Regions from separate parts of the Homo sapiens genome. Here region 2 is linked to region 1. Evidence: read pairs that join two places in POLR2A ChIA-PET (ENCODE). Cell type or tissue: CD4-positive, alpha-beta T cell. All regions are shown on one strand. Links, peaks and the distances in the headings refer to the core of each region. The heading gives the core; the rest is flanking DNA.

Region 1 (5,375 bases), core at 301-5,300:
TCTACTTTCCGGGAAGTCTCTGGAAAACTGGGAGGGTTGGCCCCCTAATCCTGGGAGTCCAACAGGAAGAGCCAGGAAGATAATGCTGCAGGAGATGACCCGTCCCGTGGGTGAGGGTTCCCTCCCCTCCCGCGGTGGGTGGAGGGTGAGTCCTGTCGTCCTCCTGTGGCGGGAGAGCTGTCCATCATCCATCACTGATTCCTCTCCACTTCTGCGCTGTTCCTGAGGGCTGAGCACAAAGCCTCCTTAGAAAACCAGAGTTCAGGGTGCTTAGATGGAAAGTGTCCAAGAATACTGCTGCGTCTGCGACCACCTCAGCCTCTTTATCCCTCCCCACCACCGTCCCCGCATCCCTCCCTACCACCGTCCCCGTCCCCGCATCCCTCCCTACCACAGCCTCTGCATCCTGCCTACCACAGCTGCATCTTATGTCAGAAGAGTGTTCGAGGGATCTGGGCTGAGGGAATGGAAGGTGTTACCTGCTTGTTTTCAGTTAAGGAAATAACCTGTCTCCTGGGTTTGCTGCTTACCGGAACTCTATTTTCTTTTTTTTTTTCTTTTTTTTTTTTTTTTTTTGAGACGGAGTTTCGCTCTGTCGCCCAGGCTGGAGCGCAGTGGCACGATCTCGACTCACTGCAAGCTCCGCCTCCCGGGTTCACGCCATTCTCCTGCCTCAGCCTCCCGAGTAGCTGGGACTACAGGCGCGCGCCACCACGCCCGGCTAATTTTTGTATTTTTAGTAGAGATGGGGTTTCACCGTGTCAGCCAGGATGGTCTCGATCTCCTGACCTCGTGATCCGCCCGTCTCAGCCTCCCAAAGTGCTGGGATTACAGGCGTGAGCCACCGCGCCCGGCCTCTATTTTCTTTTTTGAGTCTCCCTGTCAGTCCTTAATGTTTTCCACCCCTGTGGTCTCTATTCCCTCAATGTATTCTTCCTTCTTAAACCCTTTAGTTAAGCTCTCACTTGGACATTCTTAAAGAAATTTTGTCTCAAAGAGCACTGAGAACAGTAGTGATGAAACGCGCAGGTCGCTTTTCAGTGCTCAAATTCTTCACTCTGCAGGTTTCCTATAAGCACTTTTCTGTTTTTTTTTTTTTTTTTTCTTTAAAGACACTGTACTAATATTTTAGGACCTATCCTCTGGCCACTTCTGAAGTGTCACTTTTCCAGCTTCAGTCTGTCCTTCTGCTTTGTAAACATGAGCCCAACATCCCAGCAGTTCCATCGGCGTCTCTGGGTTTAATTACAACCTCTCCATGCAAGACCGTTCCTGCATCTCTTGCTAAGCCCCCTCTTTATGACTCAATAGTGGTAACTTCCACCCCCATCTCTACCACCACGACAACAATCATAATTACAAAGCTGCCACTGTGCACCTAATGCTGTGTGAGGCATGAACTTTGTCTTCGATCTTCACATGAATCATTTACAAATCTAAAATCCTCGTGTATTGATTAGGAGACAGACATCTAGAGGTTAACTTGAAAAGTGACTTTCGATTCTTGACATGAGTCTAAAGTCATGTCAAGAATCTCCAAGAATTTTCAGTTACACGAGACATCAATCTCTTCACATTCCAGGTACTTCAATGACATCCATTTTCTTCCCTCTTAGACCGGTTTCTATAACTGTTCTTCTACGTAGAAATAAATTAGTAAATAAAAAGTAAGCTTTCAGTTTGATTTCCCTATTTCTGTCCCGATGTAAAATTTGGCATCATCTTGATTCCCCTTTTGCTTGTTCCTTACTGATATTTTCCAAAACATCTCCCCACATCATTTTCTCTTCACATGTATCCCAGAAAGGTATGAACTTTTGGATCAGATGACATGGTTTTGAGATTGGCTCTTCAACTTATTGGTGTATGAACTTGAGGAAGTTGCGTTTTTCCTCTGAGTTTCAGTTTTCTCATCTGTCACTTGAGGAGGACTATGACAACCCCAGGGCCCCTGGGCCTTTAGTGAGGATTAATGAAAATGAATGGGTGAAATGGCGAGGGTCAGCCCCACATGCTGGACGCCCTTGGTCCCGGCTCCCTTCTCTACTCTGTGATGTCAGGCAGGGCTGCCGCCAGGAGGAGGGTGCACCTGCCCTGTGACCTGCTCTTCTCCCTACCGTAAACTCGCTCCCTGTCCCTCCACGGCCCACAGACGTCTGTGTCTTTGTATTGCTGCCAGCCTTCCGGTCCTGCAGCCACCCTCCCCAGCTCCCCACTGAGGGCTGGTGCCCCCACCTGTCCTTACTGCTCTCCACCTCGGTGCCTTTCTGCCTCCCCACCCAGGCTCATGCTGTTTGTCCCCAAATTGCCTTCCTCCCCCTGCCTACCTGGTCAGATCTGAGTCGCCTTCCTGGCTGAGTCCCAGCCTTTCACGAAGAGCCTGAAGTCCAGGATGCTGGAGGTGGAGGAGCTCCTCTGTGCTCCCTCCTGTGAACTGGACGCTCGCAGTGGCATTTCTTCACTGATCCGTCACACGTAGGCTCTCTGCATATCACATGTGGCTTGTATTGTCATGTATTTAGGCCTCAACTTTCCAACTATATGAGTTCCCAAAAGGTGGGAAGTAAATGGCATACTTTTAACTATTTCTGTAGCTTGTGTGCTGTACATAGTAACTATCTGAAAAAATGATTCGTATCTGAAAAATAATTTATAACAGGTGTTCTCCTGGCTATTTGGGAGAGTAATTTTCAGGCCAGCTACTTTATGGGGTAGAATAACACAGAGTGACTCCCCATGCCCAAATGTATTAGCATATACAGTGAGCATTGAAGGATACACCATTTGACATCTTCGTAAACTCCAAAATTCAAGGTGTCAGCACAGCTTGTACTTCCTCCTATAAAATGTGTTTTTGTCCCTACTAGAGAATTTGCTGATGTAATTTGTTAAGTAGCCTTTTTTAACTTTTTTATGAAGAAAAAGATATAGATCCAAACCACATAACACAGATCCAAGCACTGCTGGGCTCGGTAGTCTATGTTTTTGCAATGGGTGTGAGCCTGTGGCTGCCTGCCAGCTGTCATTGTTGTAGGTTTCTTCTTCCTGTCCCTCCACTCTCAGCACCTGTGCTAACTCTAGGCTTTCCTGGGGAGGGTTTTGTAAAAACCAACAAATGACGCTTTTATTTTAATTTGTTTTGTTTTTTAAAAACATGTTCATTACTTCAGAAGTTTTGTGCGCACAATGAGAGTAGAAAACTGCCCCAGTTATCTACCACCTTGAGTCATGGTGGCTTTAACAGTGATTTATTTACAATCTCTTGTGGCTCTGGGGGTCAACTGGGCTCGGCTGAGTGCTTCTCAGTTGGGGCCTCCACTGCAGGTACCATCAGAGAGTGGGTGGGAGCCATGTCATCCGAAGGCTCGATTGGGCTGGGGGACTCCCACATGTGGCCGGCAGGTGGTGCACTGCTGCTGCCTGGTATCTCAGCAAGAATTCCCAACCAGCTCACCATATTGACTTCCTCAAAGTTTATACAGAGTGTTACTTTAGGGGTTAACAAAGCATTTACTATCTTTTCAACTTTGCTGATAATTTCAAAAGATGACTGACACCCAGATGACCAATGTCCACAAAGTGGTGTGCCATGGCCTCCAGTGTGTGTGCTATGGCCTCCAGTGTGTGCAGAGCCTGTTTGTGAATTAAAGGCAATCACAAGGAGAAACGGTCATGGTGACCCATTCTGAGCTGTACACAGTGTCCTCTGTAGGATTGTAGCCAGAGGCAGATGGCTTTCCTAGAAATGCCTCAATGTTGAGTTTTAAAGCAACTCCTTATGACTGTTATCTGAATTTACCAAACTGTCCCTGGCTTTTCTTAGGAATGAACTTCTGATGTTGCTGTGGAATTTTCTGCCTGGAAACTTATTGTTATGAAACATGTGACTGTAAGCCACATTCCTCGCCTTTTATGCACCTCACAGTGTCTATGCAAATGAACAGTGTGATTTTAAATTTGAGGAAGTTTCAATAAGAGTGAGATCTAAGAGGATCTTTAATATAGGGGCATTTTTAGAGAGCTAAAAACCAAATAGGTCTCAGCTTTCTCAGGGTGACATATAATTTAGATTTGACTTGGAACTACAGAAGGAATATGGGGCAAAGGACATGAGAAACATTGCAGAGGTCAGTGCCATATGGAGCTTCCACCTCAGCTCTCGAAGTAAAGGCAACCAGCCCAGGCTGGGAGCCAGTCAGCAGCAGGGTCTCAATCTCCATCCACTACCTTCCCCTCTGGGGCAGGGAGGGTGTTGCAGGGAGGAGGCCACTCTTGGAGACCTCCAGATCCCTGCCTCTGTGCAGTCTAACAGAAGGGGCCCCCACAGTGGCCATGAATCTCTTTGTTCTGCAAGGAAGGGGGTGTCATTGGGCCTCCTGGGTCCCTCAGCATCTGCGTGGCCACACAACGCGGTTTTGTTCAACACGTTACATTTCTGCTTAATTAATGTTCATTTTTGGTCCCCAGCAAAGTCCAATCTGTTTTTCGTTTTCTTTCTTTTCTTTCCAGGCAGGCATTGCCAGGGCTAATCATCTATAAAAGGGCTTACTTTCTTACCTTCACGCTAAGCAAGACCATCCAAGGGCAGTGTTAGAGGGCACCTGAGAACGCAGGAGGGGTGTGTTACCTGGTGGCCTGTTTCTTCCTCCTATGGGCAGCCCTTCTACAGGAAGCAGAAGCCTCAGGGGCGATGGTAGAAATGAGGAGGAGGGGATGGAGCTGAGGTAGCAGGGGAGGGGTCGTAAGAGCAGAGGGGAGGGTCTTGCTTTGTTCGCCATCCAATAATCAGCAGGTTTCGGGTTGGGGTGAACTACTGGGGAGGAGCGCCCCAGGGCTTCTCTCAGATGGAGGAGGGACAGGTCACCCAGAGTGAAGGAAGTTGTGAGCTCTGTTAGAGGAAAACAGCCAGGACTTAGTCAGGAGAGGCTTTGTTTGGAAGGATTGTTGTAAGGCAGGGAGAGGAATGATGGCAGCAAGAGGACCCCGTGACCATAGGTCTGCAAGCACTTCAAACAGAAAAGGCCCTTCTTTTATCCAGTAAGGGGGAGCCACTGGGGCCAGCAGAGTCTTTGGAGGGGACCCTGGACAAACCCGGGAAAATGGCCAGTGGGGTTGAGCAGGACACAGGTCCTGCTGTGTCTAGCTGGTTCCCCAGAGAGATGATAAGGGGTGCGCTCCAGCTTCTCAGGCTCACTCAGGCGTGAGGACGTGGAGCTCAGGGCTCTGCAGGAAGGAGCGACCCAGGTGAGGTGTGGTCAAGATAGAGCAGAGCTGGGCAGCGGGCAGTGGAGCCTCGTGGGCAGCCTGGGGGTGGGGAGGCACAGTGCACTGGGAAGTGGAGAAAGTGTGAGTCCATCAGGCTGGCTGAGAATTGA
Region 2 (5,375 bases), core at 278-5,277, 230 kb after region 1:
GCTTTAAGTAAAAAATGAAGAAATAAAGTTAAACGTGTTATTATTTTTTAATTAATTAATTAATTATTTTTTTTTGGCAGAGTCTTGCTCTGTCGCCAGGCTGGAGTGCAGTGGCGCCATCTCGGCTCACTGCAACTTCCGCCTCATAGGTTCAAGTCATTCTCCTGCCTCAGCCTCCTGAGTAGCTGGGACTACAGGTGAGTGCCACCATGCCCAGCTAATTTTTGCATTTTAGTAGAGACGGGGTTTCACCGTGTTGGTCTTGAACTCCTGACCTTGTGATCTGCCTGCCTCGGCCTCCCAAAGTGCTGGAATAAAAGAAGTTCTAGTGATCTGTTGCATAGCATGGTGACGATAGTCAATAATAATGTAGTGTATATTTCGAAATTGCTAAAATAATAGATTTTCAATGTTTTCTTCACACAGAAAAAATGATGCCTGTAAAGTAATGGATATGTTATTTAGCTTCATTCAATCATTCCACAATGCAAACATACATCAAAACTTCACATTGTACCTAAGAAATATATACAATTACCGTCGGTTGAAATTATTTTGAAAGAGGCCAGATTAAGCTGCTGCAAGTAGGGATGCAGAGTGGGTGGCACAACTGCAAAGAGCAAGGGTCACCGCCAGGGTCAAGACAGTGACCTCTAACCGTGGCTGGGTGCACAGGGAGACTGCGGGTACAGCTGACAAAGCCTATGACCTCATCCAGGCGTGGGGGTGTGCACCTGTGGTCCCAGCTACTCCAGAGGCTGATGCAGGAGAATTGCTTGAACCTGGGAGGCGGAGGTTGCAGTGAGCTGAGATCGCGCCACTGCACTCCAGCCTGGGAGACAGAGTGAGAGTCTGTGAAAAAAGAAAAAAAAAAAAAAGGCTGTGACTTGACCTGCATGGAGTTCAGAGAAAAGGCAGGAGAAAAAACATGTTCCGGGGAATTTAGACACGAGACTGGAATGAACACTTTGTTCATTGCCTGTTTTCACGCATTTATACATTTATACGTTCTCAACTCTGTTCCAGGAAAGATTTAAAGGACGCAAGTAAGAACGCAAGCCCGTCAAGGCTGCTCCGATTTTAAATGTCAGTTCAGCTCCTACTTTATGGGGTTTGGCAAATAGAGTTAAGGGCCTTTTCCTCAAATGCTCAAACATTCCAATGAGACTAAATCAAGCAACTGGAATCGCTTGAAAACCAGAGACCAGATTCCATTCTCCCTCCGTTTTTTTGAAATCTTCACTTCTTTATCACTAGCTGGGTTTCGATGACTCTTCAGGTGTAAAGGTCAACCTCACAGAAATGGGAAAACCTGTGTTGTTAGGAAGGATGGTTTTATGTGAGCATTTGAAGTTTTAGGGCAAGAATGGCCTCGGGCCATCTGTCAGGAGAAGCTGCCACATCTGGCAGTATCTCTCCTAGGGTGAAACGTGCGCAGATTAAATTGAAGTAATAACGAGCTCACGTGGAGTCTGAGACGAGACAGGAAATTTGTATGCACGGCATGTGCCTTCGGTGCCCGGGCTATGGAGGAAAGAACACAGACAGTCTTCCTGAGGTGGGGCAGACAAAACCGGTGAAAGTGAAGGAGAATTAAGGCGCTACACGGTGGTCATTCAAAAAGCCTCAGAATTCCCCTCCTAAGAAGATGGAACAGGCGTGCGTTTTCCTCCGTCCCGCAGGTGCAACCGGAAACCTCGGGCAGTGCCCATCAGACAAACGCAGGAAGACGAGAGGCGGAGAGAGGAAGCCCGGGGGAGCCGGGGGACCCTGAGAACGACAGGGTGGGGCGTTCCTGGGTTTTTTTTTTTTTGACTCTTCCACCCCAAACTGGGTGCTCACAAGGACGCGGAGGAAGACAGCCACCGCTGCTGTCTCCAGCCAGAGCACTGGGAGAGGCGCGGCTCCAGGAAACATTTCAAGGACCCTGGGAAATGGGTGGAGATCTCCGAATCTAAAAAACCTTCAGGAGACTGGAAGTGTTTTGAAGTTGAGGGTTGTGGTTCTTTCTCATTTGGTTTCAAAACAGGATCCCCATTTCCCTTAATGTAGGATTCGAAGGCATAAGCAGAAGAGGAAAGGGGTGTCAAGGTCAGAGCCGCCTAGAAGCAGAAGCGCAGGCCAGCGAGATGCTCTTCAGAGTGACTTCGCTGTGGGCTGCGGCAGGCAACAGAAGGAACTCAGCATCCACTGGCCACGATCCCCTCCCCGGAGCGGAGGACAGAGCCCAGTTTCTTCAGGCGGTGGCTCCAGCCAGCTCTGCCCCACAGGGAAGGAGCGCGCAGCTGCCACACACCGCAGGCAGCGCTGACAGACTCGGCCTTCCGGGAGCGCAGGCGGGTGGGGGGCGCCGCCCTTGTCGCTGTCCGGAGCCCCGCAGGCCCGTGGCCCCCTGCCTGGTTCTCCCGCCTCTGCAAGCCTAGCCTTCAGGACTCCGCCTCGCCCCCCTCTTTTCTGTTCGGAGACTCACGGGGCCGTCTGTCTGGACCACGTGTGCACATTTCTGACCACGATTCCTCCGCACACCAGCTACAGGCACCGCAGCGCTGGGGACGGCACAGCTGAACTGTGCTGGCAGCGAAGGGGCCTCACGGGGACGGCTCAGCTCCCTGAGGGCGCAACCCACCTGGTCCGGGGGCGGGGGGGGGGGTGAGGAATAAACTTCCGCGGTTTTCAGTGACCCAGTTTGTTGCATGGCACATGTTGGAAAGGTGAATCTGACCGCGTTGACCGCGTTACTTCAGAGATGCGCTGTGAGCTGCTTTGTGCCGCGAAATGACCTGTTTACCCGACAGCGCCCTCTGCAGCCCAGCGCCGGAACGGGCTTTTTCATGATGTTCCTGCGTTGTGTTTACAGCCTCCCTGCGAGGGGTTCGCACGCACAGGCGGACCTCGTTTTGTTGCGCCTTGCTCTATTGTGCCTCGCAGATACTGCACTTGTTTTTACAAATTGGAAGTTTGTGGTAACTCCGTTGGGGCACATCTGTGGGTCCCGTTTTCAAACAGCTTGTGCTCACTTCATATCTCTGTTTCACATTTTGGTAATTCTTGTAATATTTCGAATTTTTTCATTATCATTATATCTGTCATGGTGATCTGTACTTAGTGATCTTCGATTTTACTCTGTAATTGTTTTGGGGAACCAACAACTGCACCCACGTAAGACAGAAAACGTAATAAATGTCACGTGTGTTCCACATGCTCCACTGACCAGCTGCCCCCATCTCTCTCCCTCCCCTCAGGCCTCCCTATTCCCATTACACTATTAATAACCTACAACGGCCTCTAAGTGTTCAAGTAAAAGGAAGAGACACACATCTCTCACTTTAAATCGAAAGCTAGAGATGATTAAGCTTAGTGGGGAAAGCCTGTTCAAAGTTAAGATAGACTGAAAGCAAGGCCTTTTGCACCCAGGAGTTAGCTCAGTTGTGAATGCAAAGAAAAACCTCTTAAAGGAAATTAAAAGTGCTGCTTCAGTGAACACATGAATGACGAGAAAGTGAAACAGCTTTATTGCTGATATGGATCCCTCAAGCCAAAGCCTAATCCAGAGCAAGGCCTCAACTCTCTTCAGTTCCGCAAAGACTGAGAGGAGTGAGAAAGCTGTAGAAGAAAAGTTTGAATGTAGCAGAGGTTGGTTCATGAGGTTTAAGGAAATAAACCATGTCCATAACATAAAAGTGCAACATGAAGCAACAAGTGCTGATGGAGAAGCTGCAGCAAGTTATCCAGAGACCTAGCTAAGGTAAGTGATGGAGGTGGCCACACCAAACCACAGATTGTCAGTGTAGATGAAACAGCCTTCTGTTGGAAGAAGATGCCATCTAGGACTTTCATAGCTAGAGAGGAGAAGTCAATGCCTATCTTCAAACTTCCAAGGACAGGATGTCTCTTGCTAAGAGCTAATGCAGCTGGTGACTTAAACTTGCGGCCAATCTCATTTACTATTCCGAAAATCCTAGGGCCCTTAAGAATTTTGCTAAATCAGGAGGCCGAGGTGGGTGGATCACCAGAAGTCAGGAGTTTGAGACCAGCCTGACCAACATGGAGAAACCCCGTCTCTACTAAAAAAAAAAAAAATACAAAAAATTTGCCAAGCATGGTGGTGGGTGCCTGTAATACCAGCTACTCTGGAGGCTGAGAAAGGAGAATTGCTTGAATCCGGGAGGCGGAGGTTGCGGTGAGCCAAGATCATGCCATCATACTCCAGCCTGGACAACAAGAGTCAAACTCTGTCTCAAAAAAAAAAAAAAAAAAAAAAAAAAAAAAAAGAATTATGCTAAATCTACTCTGTCTTGGCTCTATAAGTAGAATAACAAAGCCGGATGGGAGCACATCTGTTTACAGAGTGGTTTACTGAATATTTTGAGGCCACTGTTGAGATCTACTGCTCAGAAAAAAAGACTATTTTCAAATTATTACTGTTCATTGACAATGCACCCAAGGGCTCTGATGGAGATGTGCAAGGAGAGGAATGTTGCTTTCATGCCTGCTAACACCACATCCATTCTGCAGCCCATGGATCAAGGAGTAATTTCAACTTTCAAGTCTTGTTACTTAAGAAATACATCTCAAAAGGCTATAGCTGCCATAGATAGTGATTCCTCAGATGGATCTGGGCAAAGTCAATTAAAAACCATCTAGAAAGGATTCACCATTCTAGATGCCATTAACAACATTCATGATTCACGGGAGGAGAACCAATATCAACATTAACAGGAGTTTAGAAGAAGTTGATTTCATTCCTCATGAATGATTTTGAGGGGTTCAAGCCTTCACTGCAGAAAGTAACTGTAGATGAGGTGGAAATAACAAAAGAACTAGAATTAGAAGTGGGGCCTAAAAATGTGACTGAATTGCTGCAATCTCAGGATAAAATTTGAACAGATCAGGAGTGGCTTCTTATGGTTGAGGAAAGAAAGTGGTTTCTTGAGATAGAATTGACTCCTGGTGAAGATGCTGTGAACGTTATTGATATGACAACAAATGATTTAGAATATTCCATGAACTTAGTTGATGGGGCAGTGGGTAGGGTTTGAGGGGATTGACTCCAATTTTAAAAGAAGTTGTACTGTGGGTAAAATGCTATCAAACAGCATCGCATGCTACAGAGAAACCTTTCATGAGAGGAAGAGTCAGTCAATGCAGTAAATTTCATTGTGGTCTTATTTCAGATATTGCCACAGTCACCCCAACCTTCAGCAACCTCCACCCTGATCAGTCAGCAGCCATCAACATCCAGGCAAGGCCCTCCACCAGCAAAACAATTATAACTCACTGAGGGCTCAGATGATCATTAGCATTTTTTAAATCAATACACTATTTTTAAATTAAGATATGTTCATATTTTAGACATAATGCTATTATACACTTAA

Evidence for each region. ChIA-PET counts read pairs that join two places held together with the same protein. Peaks named below come from ENCODE experiments on the same cell type or tissue, not always from the same donor. Only the 100,000 strongest peaks of a DNase experiment are listed, where the experiment ranks them.
Region 2: POLR2A ChIA-PET joins it to region 1 with 6 read pairs; 1 of 35 experiments calls an interaction of 5 or more read pairs at or near these places.

What each region holds. Positions count from the first base shown.
Region 1 is chr6:167,116,859-167,122,233 of GRCh38, forward strand. It overlaps a transcript of CCR6 not described here. Among named protein-coding and RNA genes, the nearest start is that of CCR6, 3.6 kb to the right of the region's middle. RefSeq lists an enhancer at 2,147-2,647. In CD4-positive, alpha-beta T cell, for the core only: no CTCF peak of the experiment used is centred there; DNase peaks (open chromatin) are centred at 2,173, 3,013 and 3,363; H3K4me3 peaks cover 814 bases; H3K27ac peaks cover 4,183 bases.
Region 2 is chr6:167,348,757-167,354,131 of GRCh38, forward strand. No RefSeq gene overlaps it. Among named protein-coding and RNA genes, the nearest start is that of TTLL2, 26 kb to the left of the region's middle. RefSeq lists enhancers at 2,223-2,901, 2,725-3,019 and a silencer at 2,243-2,512. In CD4-positive, alpha-beta T cell, for the core only: CTCF peaks have their summits at 2,810 (motif pointing left) and 3,009; DNase peaks (open chromatin) are centred at 1,575 and 2,755; H3K4me3 peaks cover 1,692 bases; H3K27me3 peaks cover 255 bases.